2 separate regions of the Homo sapiens genome follow, and region 2 is linked to region 1. Evidence: read pairs that join two places in POLR2A ChIA-PET (ENCODE). Cell type or tissue: CD4-positive, alpha-beta T cell. All regions are shown on one strand. Links, peaks and the distances in the headings refer to the core of each region. The heading gives the core; the rest is flanking DNA. Region 1 overlaps SMARCA4 (SWI/SNF related BAF chromatin remodeling complex subunit ATPase 4). Region 2 overlaps DOCK6 (dedicator of cytokinesis 6).

The links. Peaks named below come from ENCODE experiments on the same cell type or tissue, not always from the same donor. Only the 100,000 strongest peaks of a DNase experiment are listed, where the experiment ranks them.
Region 2: POLR2A ChIA-PET joins it to region 1 with 6 read pairs; 3 of 35 experiments call an interaction of 5 or more read pairs at or near these places.

The regions. Positions count from the first base shown.
Region 1 is chr19:11,033,941-11,038,988 of GRCh38, forward strand. SMARCA4 (SWI/SNF related BAF chromatin remodeling complex subunit ATPase 4) reads left to right here. Exons shown (of 35, transcript NM_003072.5): 28 at 183-260; 29 at 974-1,192. Among named protein-coding and RNA genes, the nearest start is that of LDLR, 53 kb to the right of the region's middle. RefSeq lists an enhancer at 2,285-2,444. In CD4-positive, alpha-beta T cell, for the core only: CTCF peaks have their summits at 2,160 (motif pointing right) and 2,362; a DNase peak (open chromatin) is centred at 2,171.
Region 2 is chr19:11,225,719-11,229,718 of GRCh38, forward strand. DOCK6 (dedicator of cytokinesis 6) reads right to left here. Exons shown (of 48, transcript NM_020812.4): 23 at 3,222-3,317; 24 at 1,619-1,759. Among named protein-coding and RNA genes, the nearest start is that of ANGPTL8, 12 kb to the right of the region's middle. In CD4-positive, alpha-beta T cell, for the core only: no CTCF peak of the experiment used is centred there; a DNase peak (open chromatin) is centred at 1,869.

The DNA of each region.
Region 1 (5,048 bases), core at 1-4,000:
TCCCACGGAGCGTGCGTGTGCGTGTGCGTGTGTGTGCCTTTCGCTGCCGTGTGGGTCCCCATCCACCGCAGCCGTGCCGGGACCACCAGCTCATTCCCACGGACGCCGCCGCTCGCCTCTGAGCTCGGCCGCCGCCCACCCCGGCCCCTCCTCAGCGGCACTGACAGTTTGCAATCTTATAGGAGGAAGACGAGGTGCCCGACGACGAGACCGTCAACCAGATGATCGCCCGGCACGAGGAGGAGTTTGATCTGTTCATGGTAAGCGCTGCAGGCTGGATGGGGCAGTTCAGGCATCCCACTCTGCTGCCACCAGGAGCAAAGCAGACGTCCTAGTGCCCATGGTGGTATCCCTAGCAGGTCAGGGAGCCAGGGACAGCTCACAGTGCAGCCCACTCCCACCTCCAGACTGACCCGTCTTCCACCCCCAGTCTCCTGAGGATGGCATCGGAGGGCGAGATGCACACCCAGCCTTCTGCATGTGACCCGAGACCTGCCCCACCAGCTCTGTTTTCTAACGGGCTCTCCAGGGCTTCATGCACTCCCTTTCAGAGGGAGTTCGCCCTATCCAAGGCCAAGGGACTGACCAGGCCTTCAGTCGCAGAGCCCCCTTGCCCCTGGGTGGGAAACAGGAAATAAGCCACCCAAGCAGGGGCCCCTTGGCCCGCAGGCCTCATGCCTCCACCAACGCTGGGCCACGCAGCTGCTGCCCCCCTGCTGGGGTCTGCAGCCCTCTTGTGCAACCTTCCATCTTTTCGAGTTTCCTCTGCCTCCTGAGGCAGAGCCTCTAGTCAGGGTCTGACGGAGCCAGGCCAGGTCAGCCACTGAAAAATCGAGAGCTACTGTTTAACTCTCGCAGCAGCGTGGAGCCCCACGGGCAGAGAAAGGCCCTTCTGAACTCTCGGTGTTCTGGCTCTAGCGTGCCCCTGGTGCCTGCATGCTGATGCCTCTCCCGTTGCCTCCCTGCCCACCAGCGCATGGACCTGGACCGCAGGCGCGAGGAGGCCCGCAACCCCAAGCGGAAGCCGCGCCTCATGGAGGAGGACGAGCTCCCCTCGTGGATCATCAAGGACGACGCGGAGGTGGAGCGGCTGACCTGTGAGGAGGAGGAGGAGAAGATGTTCGGCCGTGGCTCCCGCCACCGCAAGGAGGTGGACTACAGCGACTCACTGACGGAGAAGCAGTGGCTCAAGGTACATGCTGGAGAGGCCCAGCAGCTGCCGCAGGCCAGCGCCAGGCAGGGCTGGGGAGACAAAGGGCCCACCGCCAGGACTCAGGCCTGGGTCCAAAATGCTTTCCTTGGGCCACTCCTGGCCAGGCTCCGCAGGCAGCCGAGAGCCTTCCGATGTGGGCCAGGGATGGTCAGGTCCTTTTGGCTCTGCCTTGGAATGCAAGAAGGACCCACGGTTCCTGAGCAGCTCAAAACCTGCTGCTGGTTATGGTTGGTCTTTCAAGTAAAAGGGTTTACCTCTTCCCGAGGTTAAAAATCATGTTGCTGATCTCAGTGGACTGCTGGCTTTCCCAGTACCTGCCAGGAGGGAGGCACAAGGGTGAATCATGGACTATTGAGGCGCCCTGCAAAGCGTTGCACTGCTGGCTGCAGGCAGCCTCACTTTGGGCAAGTCCCCCCCCATGAGCTGGGGAGACTCAGTCATGGGGAGGGAGGAGAGGGCAAGCCCCCAAGGGCCTCTGAACCTGGCAGGTGCTGCACGGGGCTGGCAGTTGCTTGTGGAGCTGACGTGAGGGCCCGTTCTCAGCAGATGGCAGCTGGCCCTGCAACAGCAGCTGCAGATGTCTTTGAGTCAGTCGTGCGGTGCTCCTGGGGCTTCACCCGACCCAACTTTCCCAGCCCAAGGCACACTGTGACAGATGCCTGGCACTGATGTCCTCACTGGGGTTACGGTGACAGATCAGACCCCTTCCCAGCTCAGGGGCTCTGAGTTATAGAGACGATGATTCAGAATCCATCCCTGAAGTTGTGTCATAAAAATGTCCTGAAGCAATAATTCCGAGAAGGCAGGTGGCAGCTTTTGGCTATGCCATGCAAAGTGCCACACCCAGGAAAGAGCCATGTGGCCTAGCCCATGTGGCCAAACAGCCCCGGTTCCCTCCTGGGACCTCAGCAGCCCAGACTCATGAGCTTGCCTGCCAAGCTGTGCACCAGAGGGCGCTGTTGAAACACACCAGGAGCCCAGGTGACAGACAGGCCATCCTGTTCCCCAGCCAGCCTCCCAAGCACAGCGCTCCAGGACCCAGAAGAGAAACCCTGAAAAGACAGTGTGAGCCCTGCCACAGACCTGTGTGACAGCAGAGCTGTTTGGCTGCTGTATGAGTGTCACCGGCCCTGCATTTTTTTCTTTTTTAATAAAGACAAAGTCTTGCTGTGTTACCCAGGCTGGCCTCCAGTTCCTGGGGGCTCAAGTGATCCTCACACCTCAGCCTCCTGAGTAGTTCAGACTACAGGTACACACCAACACGCCTGGCTAATTTTAAATTTTTTGTAAAGTGGGGGTCTCACTGTGTCACTCAGGCTGGTCTCAAACTCCTGGGCTCAAACAATCCACCCGCCTCGGCCTGCAGAGTAGCTGGGATTACGAGCATGAGCCACGGTGCCCAGCTCAGCCCTGCATATTTGAGGCAGTGAGTACCTTTTAAATTTAAGATCAGTTCATACGTGGCTGCTCTATGTACATTTTTTTCTAGGTGTAATTTACATACCATACAGTTCACCCTTTTGGGGTATATGATACAATCATCTTCAGTGTATCCAAGAGTTGTGCATCTCTCACCACAGTCCATTTTAGAACATTCTCATCGCCCCCAAAAGAAGCCCTGCCCCGATTTGCCATTCCTGGTAATTCATGGATTCTCCCCAGCCCCAGGCAACCACTGATGTACTTTCTGTCCATATAGTTTTACCTGTTCTGGGCGTTTCCTGTCAGTGGAGTCCTACAGCGTGGGATGCTTTGGTGTCAGGCTTTTTTCACGCAATGTAACATGCTGACCCATGATGCAGCAGGTGTGTTGCATTCTTTGATGGTGAAATAATCCTGCCTCGTACAGATTTGTCACATTCGGTTTTTCTGTCCATTCTTGATGGACACTTGGGTTGTATCCACTTTCGGGCTATTACAAACAATACTACCGTGAACATTCACGTACACGTTTTTGCGTGCACGCGTTTCTCTTTAATATGTGATTTCTCTTTAATATCTGATTTCTCTTTAATATGTGCCTAGGCGTAGAGTTGCCGGAACAATGTTAGTTCTCTATTTAACCTTTTGAGGGACCCCAGCCTGGTTTCCTTGGTGGCTACGCCAGTTCACAGTTCCACCAGCTGTGTATGAGAATTCCTCTTTCTCTACATCCTCAGCAACCCTTGCTGTTCCCTCGCCCGCTGATTCTAGCCATCCCAGCACGTATGAAGTGCCATCTGAGTGTGGTTGGATTTGCATTTCCCTGATGGCTAATGGTGTGGAGTATCTGTTCATATGCTTCTTGGCCCTTTGTGTATCCTCTAGAAAGAGATGTCTAGTCACATCATCCTTTACCCAAATTTAAAATATATTTATCTTAATATTGAATTGTAAGTTATTTACAAGTGCCTTATCAGATATCATTTGTAAATATTTTGTTCCATTCTGCACATTCTCTTTTCGCTTCCGTGATATCCGTTGAAGCACAGAAGTGTTTCATTGTACTTACAGTCGATTTTTCTTTTTCACCTGTGCCTTGGTGTTGTATCTGAGAAACCATCGCCTATCCAAGGTCACGAAGACTTGCCCCTGTCTTTTCTCCTAGGAGGGTTATAATTTGATCTCTTCCATGTAGATCCATGTAAGATCCATTTTGAGTTAAATTTTATACATGATGTGAGGTAGGGGTCCATCTTCATCCATCCAACTGGAAATCCAGTTGTCCCAGCAGCATTTGTTGAAGAGACTATTTTTTCCCATTGAGCCCATCTTATTACACAGTATATTCAAATTCACAGTTGTGAAAAATATTATACAAAACACTGTCTCCCCACTACTGTTGGCTGTGGAATTGGCACCACTTTTCTGGCAGCCATCTGTTGCCAAGTGAACTCAAAGCCTTCAAAATGCTCCTATGGCCGCCATCGGACATGGCCATGACTGTGGCAGCCTAAAGCAACAGAACTATTTTCTCTGCATTCTGGGCCAGAAGTCTGAACCCACGGTGTGGGCAGGGCTGTGTTCCTTTCGAGGCCCTAGGAGAGGACCCTTCCTTGGCTTTTCCAGCTTCTGATGGTTCCAGAAGCCTCCTGGCTTGGGGCAGCGTCACCCCATCTCTGCCTCTGTCTTCATGGGGACTTCTCCTCTGTGTCCCCTTCTGTGTCTTTTAAGAACAATTTTTAAAACTTAATCCCAAAAGTAAAGACCTCATTTGCAAAGAAGGTCCCATTCCGAGGTTCCAGGTAGACATGAGTCTGGGGGGCACCCGCCGCTCCGCCCTGGGTCTGCAGGGGGCCTTCTCCTGGTGCCTCCTGCCTGCTGTGCCCTCCATGCTGCTTCTTTGACCCGGTTGCCTTCCATCCTCCTGGGCCCCTCAGGCTCTCAGCTTCCCATCTTCTCTAAGACATGTCTGCTCCATCATTCTGGTGTCTCTCTCTTCCCTCCTTCCTGGCACCTGACACGTTTGTTACCCCACTTGTGGGGTGTTGCTGTCTGATCACCATCTTCCTTCCAAGGGTAGGGGAAAGGGCCCTGGCTGGTTCAAGTCACAGCTCTGTCCTCAGCGCCAGGCACAGTGCCCAGCTCACTGGCACAGCCTCAGATTCCCTGGACACCTGGCTCCCCGGCTGCATTTTTTACCATTGGGATAAGTTATTAGTACCATTGAAAATTAATACCTGGGGATTCTCTTAATATTGTTCATATTCATGTTCTTCTCAGCAGTTTTACCATGAGGAATCTGTCTTAAACAATGTCAGTTGTCAATAGCGTTATTTAAAATAGCAACAACAATAAAAAAAGGTGGTCAGACCTGGCAGCTTGTGCCTGTAATCCCAGCACTTGGAGAAGCCAA
Region 2 (4,000 bases), core at 1-4,000, 190 kb after region 1:
CAAAACCACACACAAAAAAACCCCAGTCAATCTGGCCAGGCATGGTTCACGCTTGTAATCCCGGCACTTTGGGAAGCCAAAGTGGGAGAAGCCCTTGAGCTCAGGAGTTGGAGACCAGTCTGGGCAACATAGTGAGACCCTGACTCTACTAAAAAAAAAAAAAAAAAAAAAAAAAATTGCCAAGTATGTTGGCTTGTGCCTCTGGTCACAGCTACTTGGGAGGCTGAGGAGAGAGGATCCCTTGAGCCCAGGAGGTCAAGGCTGCCGTGAACTATGATCGCACCACTGCGCTCCAGCCTGGGCAACACAGCAAGACCCTATCTCCAAACAAAAACAAAAACAGCCAATCTGGACATAGCTGAGCCACATTCCTGCAGGGTTTCTGTTGGCTGGATTGAGTGATGGTCACCCCTGTTAGGTGGGACATCTGCCCTCTGCTCCACCATAAGCCCCACTTTCCCAGCTGAAACTGGTATTGACAGTGAGGGGTCTGGAGCTGGTGGCTCAGATTCAAAAGCCTCATTCTGCCCCTTCTCAGTCGTGTGGTACAAGGTTAAGCTACCACTCATTCGATGCCTCAGTTTCCCCATCAGTAAAATGGAGATAACAATAATACTAACTTCATGGGTTGTTGTGAGAATTTAATGATACGATCCAAGGCCGGGCGCGGTGGCTCACGCCTGTAATCCCAGCACTTTGGGAGGGCAAGGCGGGCAGATCACCTGAGGTTAGGAGTTCCAGACCAGCCAGGCCAACATGGAGAAACACTGTCTCTACTGAAAATACAAAATTAGCTGGGCGTGGTAGTGCATGCCTGTAATCCCAGCTACTTGGGAGGCTGAGGCAGGAGAATCGCTTGAACCTGGGAGGCGGAGGTTGTGGTGAGCCAAGATTGCGCCATCGCACTCCAGCCTGGACAACAAGAGTGAAACTCTGTCTCAGAAAAAAAACAACAACAAAAAAATGATACGATCCACATAAAATGCTTAGATATACAGTAAGTGCTCAATAAATGCTCCATATTATTACTATTATGATTAGTATTGCCTGCCTAGCCCCTGAGGGCATTGGAATTGGTAATCCAGGGCCTGAACAAGTCCACTGTCAGGGTCTCAGAACATCAACATCCATTTATTGAGCACTTGCTGTATACTCTGACTGTGCTAAGGGTTAATGGATCTGCCTTGTCACTTCCCCGCTCCCACCAACCCTCATTTCCTTCCTCATTCACTACAATCTAGCCATCCTTACTGCTCTACTGTTAGCCCAAGCATGGTCTTGCCTCAGGGCCTTTGCACCTGCTATTCCCCCTGCCTGGAATGCTCTTTCCCCAGACATTGCATGGAATGATCCCTTACTTTCTTCAAGTCTCCCCTTAAAAGCTACACAAGGGTAAGGATTTGGGTCTGTTTTGTTTATTGTTATATTGCTACACCCAGCACAGGGCTGTGCACGTTACAGGCACTTAAGAAACAGACAATGAATGAACGGATCCACCCAGCAAAGTGGATTCCTGGTCTTACGGCCAGGAGACACTGGGCAGGATTGGCGCCCCCACCTGGCTGGCTCTATGTCCTCCCTCAGGTTTCTTCCCACATTGAGACCCTGCATCTCTCACCTTGTGGACACGGGTGATGACCTCCAGGCCCACAGAGCCCACCAAGGCAGTGATGTCGTCCAGGAAGCGTCCGGGGAAGCGCAGCTTGCGGGGTGTGTCTAGTCGCTGGCCAAGCAGCAGGTGCAGCGCCATACTCTTCACCTGGGGGTGGGGTGAGAGGGCTGTGGGTGGGATTTGAAGGGCTGTGGGTAGGACTTGAAGGGCTGTGGGTGGGGCTTGAAGGGCTGTGGGTGGGGCTTGAAGGACTGTGGGTGGGGCTTGAAGGGCTGTGGGTGGAGGAGGCTTGACAGGAGGGGCGGGGCTTTATTAGCAATGGAGGTGGGCTGAAGGTAGGTTTGAGCCCTGTAGCTGCAGGTAGAAGCTGGGGCCTGAGGGATGTGGGTGGGGCTTGTGACCTATGGATGGGGCTTAAGAAAGCCGTGGGCAGATCCTGTGAGCATCCCAGGCAAAGTGTAGAGAGTGGGAAGGCTGAGAGGATGTGGGAGGGGCTTATGCGGGTCTCCCCAGGGCAAGTCAGAGGTGGGACAAAGGGTGGGGCTTGAGGCACTGGATTTGAAGGGAGCTTTATTGGAGGCCCAGAGGGGATGCAGCCAGCAGGCCCTGGGAAGGAGGCTTCAAATAACCTATTGAAGAGTTTTAGGGATGTGTCTTACCTTGATCAGAAAGCTTTCCCTCTTTTTTTTTTTTTTTTTTTGAGATGGAGTCTTGCCGTCACCCAGGCTGGTGTGCAGTGGCATAATCTTGACTCACTGCAACCTCTGCCTACTGGGTTCAAGCGATTCTCCTGCCTCAGTCTCCCATGTAGCTGAGATTACAGGCACGCACTACTACGCCCGGCTAACTTTTGTATTTTTAGTAGAGATGGGGTTTCACCATGTTGGCCAGGCTGGTCTCAAACTCCTGACCTCAAGTGATCCACCCGCCTCGGCCTCCCAAAGTGCTGGGATTACAGGCGTGAGCCACTGTGCCTGACCACAGCTTTCTCTCTCTATCCAGGAATATCTCCTGCAGGATGCAGGTCTCCTGTCTAGGTGAGGGTCTCTTAATGGTTTCTCTCCTTAAAGAGTCTCATGGGGAAGGGTGGCTCTCTCTAAAGGTGGTTTCAGGTACAGTCTCTCCAGGGAGACACCACCTTAAGTGCCTCTCACCTCCCTAGGTTGTGGGGGGGGGTCTCTTGGGGCCATTTCTCAAATATCTCAGGTGCAATTTCAGGGGGCTTCTCTCTTTTTTTTTTTTTTTTTGAGACAGAGTCTCGCTCTGTCGCCCAGGCTGGAGTGCAGTGGCACGATCTCGGCTCACTGCAAGCTCCTCCTCCTGGGTGCACGCCATTCTTCTGCCTCAGCCTCCCGAGTATCTGGGACTACAGGCGCCTGCCACCACTCCTGGCTAATTTTTTTTTGTATTTTTAGTAGAGACGGGGTTTCACCGTGTTAGCCAGGATGGTCTCGATCTCCTGACCTCGTGATCCGCCCGCCTCGGCCTCCCAAAGTGTTGGGATTACAGGTGTGAGCCACTATGCCTGGCCAGGGGGCTTCTCTCTTTAAAAAAGGAAGGGGCTCCACTGGGGGTCTCTTGCCACCAGGCAGGGAGGAGGGGGTCTCACCATGAGCTGGAAGAAGAACCAGGCGTGCTGGAGGATGGCCTCGCGTACGGCACTGCTGCTGACCACCCACTGCAGAGCCAGCTCCTCGTGAAGCAGCTGGGGACAGAGGCAGGGGTCACAGAGTGCGAGGTGCCACCCCTTCCCGTACCCCCTCTGGAGACATGCCAGGGGAAGATGCAGCTGGAGGGCTCGGGGTTAGTGCAGCAGGAGCCAGGCAGGAGGAGGGGGACAAGAGGAGTGGAAGTGCCCTTTCCCTGGGCTCGCCAGACCCCCCTGGACTCTGGATGGGGGAGGAGCACTGGACCCCTTTGCTGGGGACCAGGACAAAAATAGCGTCATCCGCACCTCCCCCCACTACCTTCTGCACAGTGGGTCTCAGCTGGGTGGCTGGTGGGGCCGAGGAGGAACCCTCGAGGTAGGAGGAGGCTCGGCTAGAGTTGCAGTCGATGGCCTATGATGGGATGTGATGGCGAGGAGAAGGTTAGTGTGGATGAGGTGAAGGGGTATGTGGTTGGAGGAAAGACGTGTTCACACAGACAGGGATGGGGAAAAGAGGTAGGTTAGTGTGAATATAGAGAGAGAAATGCTTCCACATGGATGGACCAGGGCCATGGATGCCAATGGGGACAGGCAAGAAAGAGAGATGGGCCGGCGTGGGTTGGGAGGGGAGGCTGGTTGGAATGGCCAGGGTGCTGTGGGAGTAGACGGGGCAGTGGAGGCAGGGACAAATAAAAGAGTCGCTGGAGAGAGCTGGGTGAGTCAAGATCAAGGTGTGTGGG